Regions from separate parts of the Homo sapiens genome. Here region 2 is linked to region 1. Evidence: read pairs that join two places in POLR2A ChIA-PET (ENCODE). Cell type or tissue: PC-3. All regions are shown on one strand.

Region 1 (5,000 bases):
GTGGCAAGAAGGACGTCTATTGCGACTGTTTTTCCAAAGCAGGTGCTCATTTGTGTCTTAGTGTCACATTTTGGTAATTCTTAAAATGTTTCAAACTTTTTCACTATTATATGTTATGTTGATCTGTGATCAGTGATCTTTAATGTTACTATTGCAATTGTTTTGGGGTGCCATGAACTGCATCTGAAGAAGACTGCAAGCTTAATCGATAAATGTAGTGTATGTTCTGACTGCTTCATTGACTGGCTGGTTCTGTTTCTCTTCCTCTCCTTGGGGCTTCCTATTTCTGCAGACACAACACTATTAAAATTGGGCCAATTAATAACCCTACAGTGGCCTCTAAATGGTCAAGTGAAAGGAAAAGTCACATGTCTCTCACATTAAGTCAAAAGCTAGAAATGATTAAGCTTAGGGAGGCATGGTGAAAGCCAAAATAGGCTGAAAGCTAGGTCTCTTGCACCAAACAGCAAAGTTGTGAATGCAAAGGAAGAGTTGTTGAAGGAAATTGAAAGTGCTACTCCATTGAACACATGAATGATTAATAAAGTGAAACACCCTTATTGCTGATATAGAGAAAATTTGAGTGGTCTGGATTGAAGATTAAACCAGGGATAACATTCCCTTAAGCCAAAGCCTATCCAAAGCAAGGCCCTAACTCTCTTCTATTCTGTGAAGGCTGATAGAGGTGAGGAAGCTCCAGAAGAAAAGTTGGAAGCTACCAGAGATTGATTCATAAGATTTAAGGAAAGATGCTATCTCCATAACATAAAAGTGTACGGTGAAGCAAAGAAACTGTAGCAAGTTACCCAGAACATCTAGCTAGTTTTCCAGAAGATAACTAGCAAGTTATCCAGAAGATAAGTATTGAAGGTGCTAAACAACAGATTTTCAGTGTAAAGAAAACATCCTTCTATCTGAAAATATTATCTAGGACTTTCATGGCAAGAGTTAATGCTTGGCTTCGAAGCTTCAAAGGTCAGGCTGACTGACTCTTTTCAGGGGCTAATGCAGCTGGTGACTTTAGGTTGAAACCAATTATCGTTGACTATTCTGAAAATCCTAGGAGCATCAGAATTATGCCAAATCTACTGTGCCTGTGCTCTGTCAATGGAACTACAAAGCCTGCATGATAGCCCATCTGTTTACAGCATGGTTTACTGAATATTTTAAGGCCACTGTTGAAACCTACTGCTCAGAACAAACAATTCCTTTGAAAATGTTACTGATCACTGACAATGCACCTCTACAATCAAGAGCTCAGATAGAGATGTACAAGGAGATTGTTGTTTTCATGCCAGCTAACACAGCTTATATTCTGCAGCCCATGGATCAAGGAGTAATTTTGACTTTCAAATCCTTAGTTAAGAAATAATTTCATAATGTTATGTTTGCAAAAAATAGTGACTTATGGATCTGGGCAAGGTACATTGAAAACCCTTTGGAAAGGATTTATCATTCTAGAGGCCATTAAGAACATTTGTGATTCATGGGCAGAGGCCAAAATAACAACATTAACAGAAGTTTGGAAGAAGCTGATTCCAACTCTTTTGGATAACTTTGAGGGGCTCAAGACTACAAGATGACTTTGAGGAGGAGGTAGCTGCAGATGTGGTACAAGTAGCAGGAGAACTAAATTTGGAAGTGGAGCTTGAAGATGTGACTGAATTACTCCACTTTTGTGATGAAACTGGAGCGAAAGAGGAGTTGCTTGTTACGGATGAGAAAAGAAAGTGGTCTCTTGAGATAGAATCTACTCCTGTGAAGATCCTGTGATCGCTACTGAAATGAAAACAAATAATTTAGAATATTCTATAAACTTAACTTGATAAAGCAGCAAGAGGGTTTGGGAGGAATGCTTCCAGTTTTGAAAGAAGTTCAACTGTGGGTAAAATGGTATCAAACAGCATTATAGGGAATTTCTTTTGTGAAAGAAGAGTCAATTGATGCAGCAGACTTCATTTTTAAGAAATTGCCACAACCACCCCAACCTTTGGCAACCACTGCCCTAATCACTTAGCAGACATCAGTATCAAGGCAAGACCCTTCACCAGCGTAAAGATTATGACTCACTGACGTCCTAGATGATTGTTATTTTTTTTTTTTTTTCTCCCTCCGGAGTCAGGGTCTTGCGCTGTGGCTGAGGCTGGAGTACAGTGGTTCAACTGTAGCTCACTGCAACCTTGAGCTCCTGGGCTCAAGCAATCCTCCTGCCTCAGGCTCCCCAGTAGCTAGGACTGCAGGTGTACACCACCGTGCCTAGCTAATATTTTTTGTAGAGATAGAGTCTTGCTCTGTTGCCCAGGCTAGTCTTGAATTCCAAGGCAGAAGCCTTGGTCTCCCAAAATGCTGGGATTACAGTTGTGAGCCACTTTGGTTGCCCCAACAGTTTTTAGTAATAAAATATTTTTAAATTAACACGTGTACATTGTTAGACATAATGCTATTACACACTTAGTAGACTACAGTATAGTTGTAAACATAACTTATACGTGCACTGCGAAACCAAAAAATTCATATGGCTGGCTTTATTGTGGTGGTCTGGAGCCAAATCTGAAATACCTCCAAGGTATGCCTATATTTTCCTTCATTCCCGCATGCTTTCCTAGTAGAATTTAAGGTCTATGAGAACAGAGATTTTTGTTTGCATTGTTTTTTCCCAGTGCTTAGAACAGTACCTGACATTAGATATTCAATAAATATTGATTGAATGAATGATTCTCTGCTTTCCAGCAAGAAATACCTACTTTACCCTTGCCTGTATTGTTACTAAGGTCTTACACTTTAATGTGCTCCTTCCTATCACCATGTCAGTCTTCCTCTCTGCCTATCTAAATACTATTTTAACATCCATCTTGTTTCACTTTTTGAGTAATTTTTTTTTTATTACCGCAGAGTAATTGGAAGAGAAGTTAGCCAGAACATATAACATACACACACATATATAAATATATATATGTTTTATATATGTGTATTTTTTAAATAACATGGGTGAGTGCTTTTTAGACCATGGCTAGGATCTTTTTTCAGGATCAGAGGTGCCTTTGCCTCCAGATGACGGATCCTGCCATATAGTTCCATTGCTGTATCCTCAATTCTAATTCCCCTTGGCTCTTTGAGTTAGTGATTTTAATTTTATTTGACCCCAAATTAAATCATACATTTCCCCATACTGAATTTGTACTTAGAATTTTCTAATTTAAGTTTTGATCAAGACCATCCTGGCTAACACGGTGAAACCCTGTCTCTACTAAAAATACAAAAAATTAGCTGGGTGTGGTGACATGCCCCTGTAGTCCCAGCTACTCTGGAGGCTGAGGCAGGAGAATCGCTTGAACCTGGGAGGTGGAGGTTGCAGTGAGCCGAGATTGCACCACTGCACTCCAGACTGGGAGACAGAACGAGATTCCATCTCAAAAAAAAAGAAAAACAAATAGTATGTGGCATCTAATAAACTTGCAGTATGTGTTATAAGACTGCTTTAAGAATTACTTGAGATATGTAATGTGCCTTGCTCTTGTGTTAGTTTTATAACTGAACAAACCTCCAATTGGTTTTGCAGAAGTGCCTATAATGCTTTGAATACTTCAGAAATAATTGATGCTGATTATAAAGCAATTTGATTGATTGCTACACAGAAACTATTAAGTGCTATTTGTAGTCTATTATTTTGGAGCATGGGGTGATGAAAAGTTGGTTTTAGTAGAAGTTTGGGGAATAATAAAACTCACTCATTCTTCAAGCAGGGTTTTAACTATTAGTACAAAAGCAATACTATCTTTTTACTAATCGCCAAATTGATTAGTTAGCAAATCACCTCATCTTCCAATGAGGTGACCCTGTGTACCCACACTCAGGCTAAGATGCTGGCAAAGGCTAAGAAACAGCAGAGTCCTAGCTAGCTTTGCTTACTTCCTGGAACTGTTAACACTTTTTGAGGCAAGCATTAGACAAAAAGGGTCCTTTTGAGACAATATACCCCATAATAAAAATGCCTTACATTTTTGAGCACTATATTTTAAGCACTGTTTTTTATACATATTCATTCATTTAATTTTCTCAACAACTTTACCAAGGTGACACTACAATGATGCCTATTTCAAAGATAAGGCAACTGAGAGCTGAGAGGTTAATAACTTAAATCATCCTCAATTCTTCTCTTTTTTTCTTCCTGTACTTTATATCTAACCTGTCAGGAAGATCATACTGACTCTGTCTTCAAAGTATGTCTAGAATATGACCACCACCAGAATCTGCCTTCATCTCCTAGTTTCTAGCTTTGTCCCCTTATGCTGCATGCTGCGCAGCAGTCACTGGGATCCATTTAAAATGTCAGATCGTGTTACTCCTCTGTTTTAATACTTGAAAATGTTCTCCATTTCTTTCAGAATAAAAGCCAAAGTCCTTAGAATGGCATACAAGACCCAACAGTGGCAGTCCATTAATTTTCTGAACTCGTCTCTTCCTACTATCCTCCTGCCACTCTTTTTCACTCATACTTGCTTCTGTATTATTATTTGTAAATAAGCCAGACTCTTTCCTTCCTTAGGATCTTTGCTGTAGCTGTTCACTGTGTCCAAAATTGTTTTCTCTTGGATATCCACTAGCCTCACTCTTACATCTTTCAAGTTTTTGCTCAAAATTTAGCAAATTAGCAAATGACACTTTACCTAGACACCTTAATTAACACTGCAACTTGCTCAACCCTGCGGAGCACTTACCTTCTAACATGTAGTACAATTTATTTATTTATGTTTATTTTTAATCTTTCCCTGGTTAGAATACAAGTTCCATGAGGATAGGGGTCTTTGATTTGTTCACTGATGTATCTCAAGAACTACAACAGTGCCTGAGACTCAACATTTATTGAATTAATATATTAAATGGCGTTTTCCTACATTAAGTGACAAAGCTAGGATCTGCAAGTTAAGTCTGTCTTCAGGAGCTTACACATGTAACTTCTAGGGAAGAGCTTGGTTCAATGGCTGTTAGACTCTAACCAA
Region 2 (5,000 bases), 230 kb before region 1:
GGGAGAGTATATTAGGCAAACTCTGACTTCTGTACTTGCCTTAGGCTCCTATTAAAGGTCAAACAAGTATAGAATTAGGTTGATGGTTCAAAACTATAGAAACTTTTCTAAGTACCACGATTAGAAAAGAGCAAACAGAAATTTTCTCTAAATTGGAAGATGCTATTTTGTGTCACTGTCACCCGAATTCTTAGAGCAAATCCTACTGGAAGATGAGGGCAGTTATTTAATATGTTGTATCAGCCAGGTGCCGTGACTCATGTCTGTAATCCCAACACTTTGGGAGGCTGAGGCAGTAGGATTACTTGAGCCCAGAAGTTCAAGACCAGCCTGGGCAACATGAGACCCTGTCTCTACAAAACATTAAAAAATTAGTTGGGCACGGTGGTGTGCACCTGTCCCAACTATTCAGGAGGCTGAGGCAGGAGGACCACTTAAGCCCAGGAGTTTGAGGCTGCAGTCAGCCATGATTGCACCACTGCACTCCAGCATGGGCAATAGAGCAAGACCCTGTCTCAAAATAACAATAACAATAATAATAAAATGTTGTATGAAATATTTTTGGAAGGAATGGAAGAAGGGAAGGAGTTACTTTATAAGCCTCATAGTTTCTCTAAGACACAAGAATATTTATCCTAACACATAAAATAACTACAATCAGAATCTTCATAAAAAGGGCCTGTCCTAGGCAACATTGCTAAGTCACAAATTTACCTTCTAACACTCTTTACCACCCTCTCTACACACACTTCATCAGTGGCCTTTCCCCTACTAGGATCTTTTCCCTGTAAGATATGATTTCTACCACATGTCAACTAAGATGATAAGTAAAATGTCTATTAATATAGCTTGGTGGTTACTTAGGCATTGACATTTTATTTTTGGACATTTGAATACAAAATGGCCCACAGATCCAAAGGCAGGAAGCTGTAATTCGCTCACACACTATAGCAGACATTATCAGTGCCCTGCTCATGGCCCCTCAGCACTTGCAGGTTTTATACCGTCTACAGCTTCTCACTGCAAACACCTCGGACTGTCTGCCTAAAGGCTTTCTGTCCTATAGGAGTGAGCTCAGGAAGGAAGTAATAGACAGTTGACTGTCCTCAGCAGCAGCCTTCACCCAATAAAATATGGGAGTTCAACATCATTGCTCAGAGATCCCCAGTAGAAATGAGCCCCATTGGCCCACAGTGGTAAACTACTCATTAGGGTCCCCTTTTCTGTATTCCTTTCTCCTTTTTTCTTGTCTCACTTCACTCTTCTAATGGGGCTTCCTGGGCTTACCTTCCAAATAAACTACTTGTACTTGAACCCTTATTTTAGGGTCTGCTTTCAATGGAACACAACCTAAGATACTCATTCATTCTTTACATAAGAACATTTATTTAGCTTATTCTAGGGACTGAGAAATGTAACTGGCAATGAGAATGGAATATGGATCTTAAGAAGAAGTAAGTGAATATTGTCAACCAGGGAGCTGTGTTTTGCATTCCTCAAACTTACCTCATACAAAAGACCACATCCTCCATCGCCTTCTATAACTAGCTCTGTTCATTATTGCTCATGCTTTTCTTCAGTCAAAATTAGTCATATACTGAAGATTACTTTGAGCTGCAAGAATTGTTTTTAAATCAAGTCATGTTTGGTTCTCATCTCTCTCAGCACCTTTAATACTTCAACCCACTCATTCAATTTGACCATTTTAATTCTTATTTTCTCTTTCACCTCTGCAACATTCTTTTGGCTGTTCTTAATGCAAAGCAATGTATCACATCACAGTAGCCAATATGACTCTGTCCCTGTTTTCTCATATCCAAAAATTCCTTTATTCATCTTCATGCTTTCCCCAAGGAAGTAAAAAGCAGTTTCCCAATATTTAGCCACCTTTAAATGTTTCATCCCAGTTCCAGCATATCATAATATTACAATTTAATACACAAACAGTCTGGAGTTAGAGATTATTATCTTTTGTTTCACAGATTAGAAAACTGTGACTTTTTGCCTCTAAAGTTATGACATTTCTACGTATTCTACTGTACTCATCCCATGATCATACACAAAGAACTTAAATGCATTTTTTCATGCTCTTCTTGCTCATTCCTGAGAGTCTGTAAAATGCTCAGCATCCAAATATTTATACTGGCATTTGAAGAATCATATGCTTATATTTGATTAACACTGACCAATTGTTAAGAATATCTTCAAATGATATTTTTATTGATGAGCTATATTTCTTGTGAGTCAGACTTATTAAAGAAGTCTCTTTTCTAAATTCAGGTAATAATTCATGCAAAAAATACCTTTCTTTAAACAAAATACTTTTTACCTGGGAAATGTTCCAATGGCTCATCTGCCAGTTAACGTCTCTGTTTCCGCCACTAAAATTTCCCTTCAAGTATCTGCATTCTTGGCATCCTGACAAGGCCACCTCCTCCATCTGTGAGTTCATGCATCACACTGGTACCTGAGGAAATGCTTATGTAGTAATTTTTTCTTTGAGAAAAACACTTTGCTTTTAGCTTGTACTTTTGCAGGTTATTTATTTTCAGAGATTCCCCAAAATAGTACATATTTTAACCTTTCTACTTGTAAGGATGTTACCCACTGGCAAGCCAGTGGTACCAAAAGAAAAAGACCCTAAGGGAATGTGCTGAGCCTGTCAGGTATGGGATATCTAGCACATTCCAAGGAGGAAAGGCTAGTGGACATCTTGTTTCAGGTCCAAATCTTGTCTCTGTAAGTAGTAGTCATTTTGCCAAAGTGATTATTTGAAAATACTCCAGTTCAATTCACTAGTAACAAACCCATCATATTGTGTAGATTTAAGTTCATGCTTTATTTCAGCTGTGTGAAGATACTGCAACAGCTTTGAAAAAGCAAATAGCCAAAGTAAAAATGGAGGAGAAAATGGAAAGAATAGGCACTTAAGTTTTTCATAAATCTAAAAGGATCCCAGATAATGAAGAATTCGATTTATTTGCTTCCTAGATTTGGTGCTCAAAATGACTGGAAACAGGAGAACATCTGTCTGTGATTCAGTAGTTCCAGATTAAAGGAAGGCACTTCCTTTAGAAATGATCATTCAAAATGATTCAGAAAAGAATGGAATATTTTTAGTAAGTCATTTACTCAAAACACTTTGGTGGGACTGCTGGAAGAGCAAATATCAATTTATTCCCAGAGGACATGGCTAAATAGTCAGGAATGAAATAAAGACTATGCCATTTGAGACTAAATATGAAAACAAGAGCAAGGAGTAACATAAGAACATGTTTTTGCCTCACAAATAAAAACCATCCAAAGGGAAGCCAGGATTGAACAGTAGAGTAAATATAAGAAATAAGTAAGAACTGAGAGCAGGCATATATGGTCACTAATCTACTAAGGGAAGACTCTCTATTATTGCTATATAGGGTAGACATATGACCTTTAAATTTTTATTAACAGAATCAGAAGAGAGCCTCATGCAGGAAATACACACTGTAGGCCATATCCAACTTTCCTTTCTCCCAGTACCATTTTAGCAAGTCGCTAAGATGTTTTTACTTTAAAAGTTCTTTTTTGTTCGTTTGTTTGTTTGTTTGTGACAGTCTTGCTCTGTCGCCAGGGCTGGAGTGCAGTGGTGTGATCTCGGCTCACTGCAACCTCCGCCTCTCAGGTTCAAGCGATTCTCCTGCCTCAGCCTCCCAAGTAGCTGGGACTACAGGCGTGCGCCACTATGCCTAGCTGATTTTTTTTTATATTTTTAGTAGAGATGGGGTTTCACCATGTAGGTTGGCCAGGATGGTCTCGATCTCTTGGCCTCGTGATCCACCCGCCTCGGCCTCCCGAAGTGCTGGGATTACAGGTGTGAGCCACCACGCCTGGCCTGAAAGTCCTTCTTAATGGCTTAGTATTATTTAGAATAATGGCTAGTGTTGTTCATGAAATGAAGTACCCTCCACAAAATCAATAGCTATCAACACAAGCAAACGCTGCTATAACTTGGAATAAACAGAGAAAATGGGAAATAGTGAGACCTTGTTTCTAAAAATCATTTTTAGATAGGAGAAATTTCTGTCAGCAAAAATAATGACTCATGCCTCTAGAACTCTGAGAAAATGCTAAAATCAATGGCATAATTTTCAAAGTTAATAAATTTCCAATTATAAAAATAATATAAACAGATGCTGGCAAAGCTGCAGAAAAAAAGGGAATGCTTATGCACTGTTGGTGGGAATGTAAATTAGTTCAGCCACTATGGAAAGCAGTTTGGAGATTTCTCAAAGAACTTAAAACATAGCTACCATTTGACCCAGCAATCCCATTACTGGGTATATATCCAAAAGAAAAATCGTCTACCAAAAAGACACATTCACTCATAGGGTCATCGCAGCACTGTTCACAATAACAAAGACATGGAATCAACCTAGATTCCCATCAACAGTGGATTGGATAAAGAAAATGTGGTACATATGTATCATGGGATACTACCTAGCCATAAAAAAGAATGAAATCACATCCTTTGAAGCAAAATGCATGCAGCTGGAGGCCATCATCCTAAGCAAATTAACACAGGAACCAAAAAACAAATATCGCATGTTCTCACTTATAAGTGAAAGCTAAACATTGAGTACTCATGTACATAAAGAGGAAAATAATAAACACTGGGGATACTAGACTCGGGAGGGAGGAAGGGAAGCAAGGATTGTAAAATTAACTATTGGGTACTATTCTCAGTAGTTGTGTGATGGGATCATCATACCCTAAACCTCAGCATCACACCCAGGTAACAAACCTGCACATGTACCCCCTGAATTGAAAATAAAAGTTGAAATTATTTTTAAAAATAGTAGTAGGTATAAACTAGAAAACAGTAAACAAATGTTTAAAAAATTTACATTTCAGCAACAGTCACCATTCATATTTTGAAAAATTTTCTTCTAGTTTTCCTCACCATATTTTGATACCATAACTGAGATTTCATTGTAAGCATTGTTTTGCATCCCGCCTTTTTC

What was found. ChIA-PET counts read pairs that join two places held together with the same protein. Peaks named below come from ENCODE experiments on the same cell type or tissue, not always from the same donor. Only the 100,000 strongest peaks of a DNase experiment are listed, where the experiment ranks them.
Region 2: POLR2A ChIA-PET joins it to region 1 with 17 read pairs; 3 of 35 experiments call an interaction of 5 or more read pairs at or near these places.

The regions. Positions count from the first base shown.
Region 1 is chr5:87,354,293-87,359,292 of GRCh38, forward strand. All of the region lies in intron 9 of RASA1 (RAS p21 protein activator 1), which reads left to right. It also overlaps a transcript of CCNH not described here. Among named protein-coding and RNA genes, the nearest start is that of CCNH, 56 kb to the right of the region's middle. In PC-3, no CTCF peak of the experiment used is centred here; no DNase peak of the experiment used is centred here.
Region 2 is chr5:87,126,079-87,131,078 of GRCh38, forward strand. The region is part of intron 1 of LOC101929380 (a long non-coding RNA gene); the gene reads left to right. Among named protein-coding and RNA genes, the nearest start is that of MIR4280HG, 6.4 kb to the left of the region's middle. In PC-3, no CTCF peak of the experiment used is centred here; DNase peaks (open chromatin) are centred at 1,543 and 2,403; H3K4me3 peaks cover 449 bases; H3K27ac peaks cover 1,892 bases.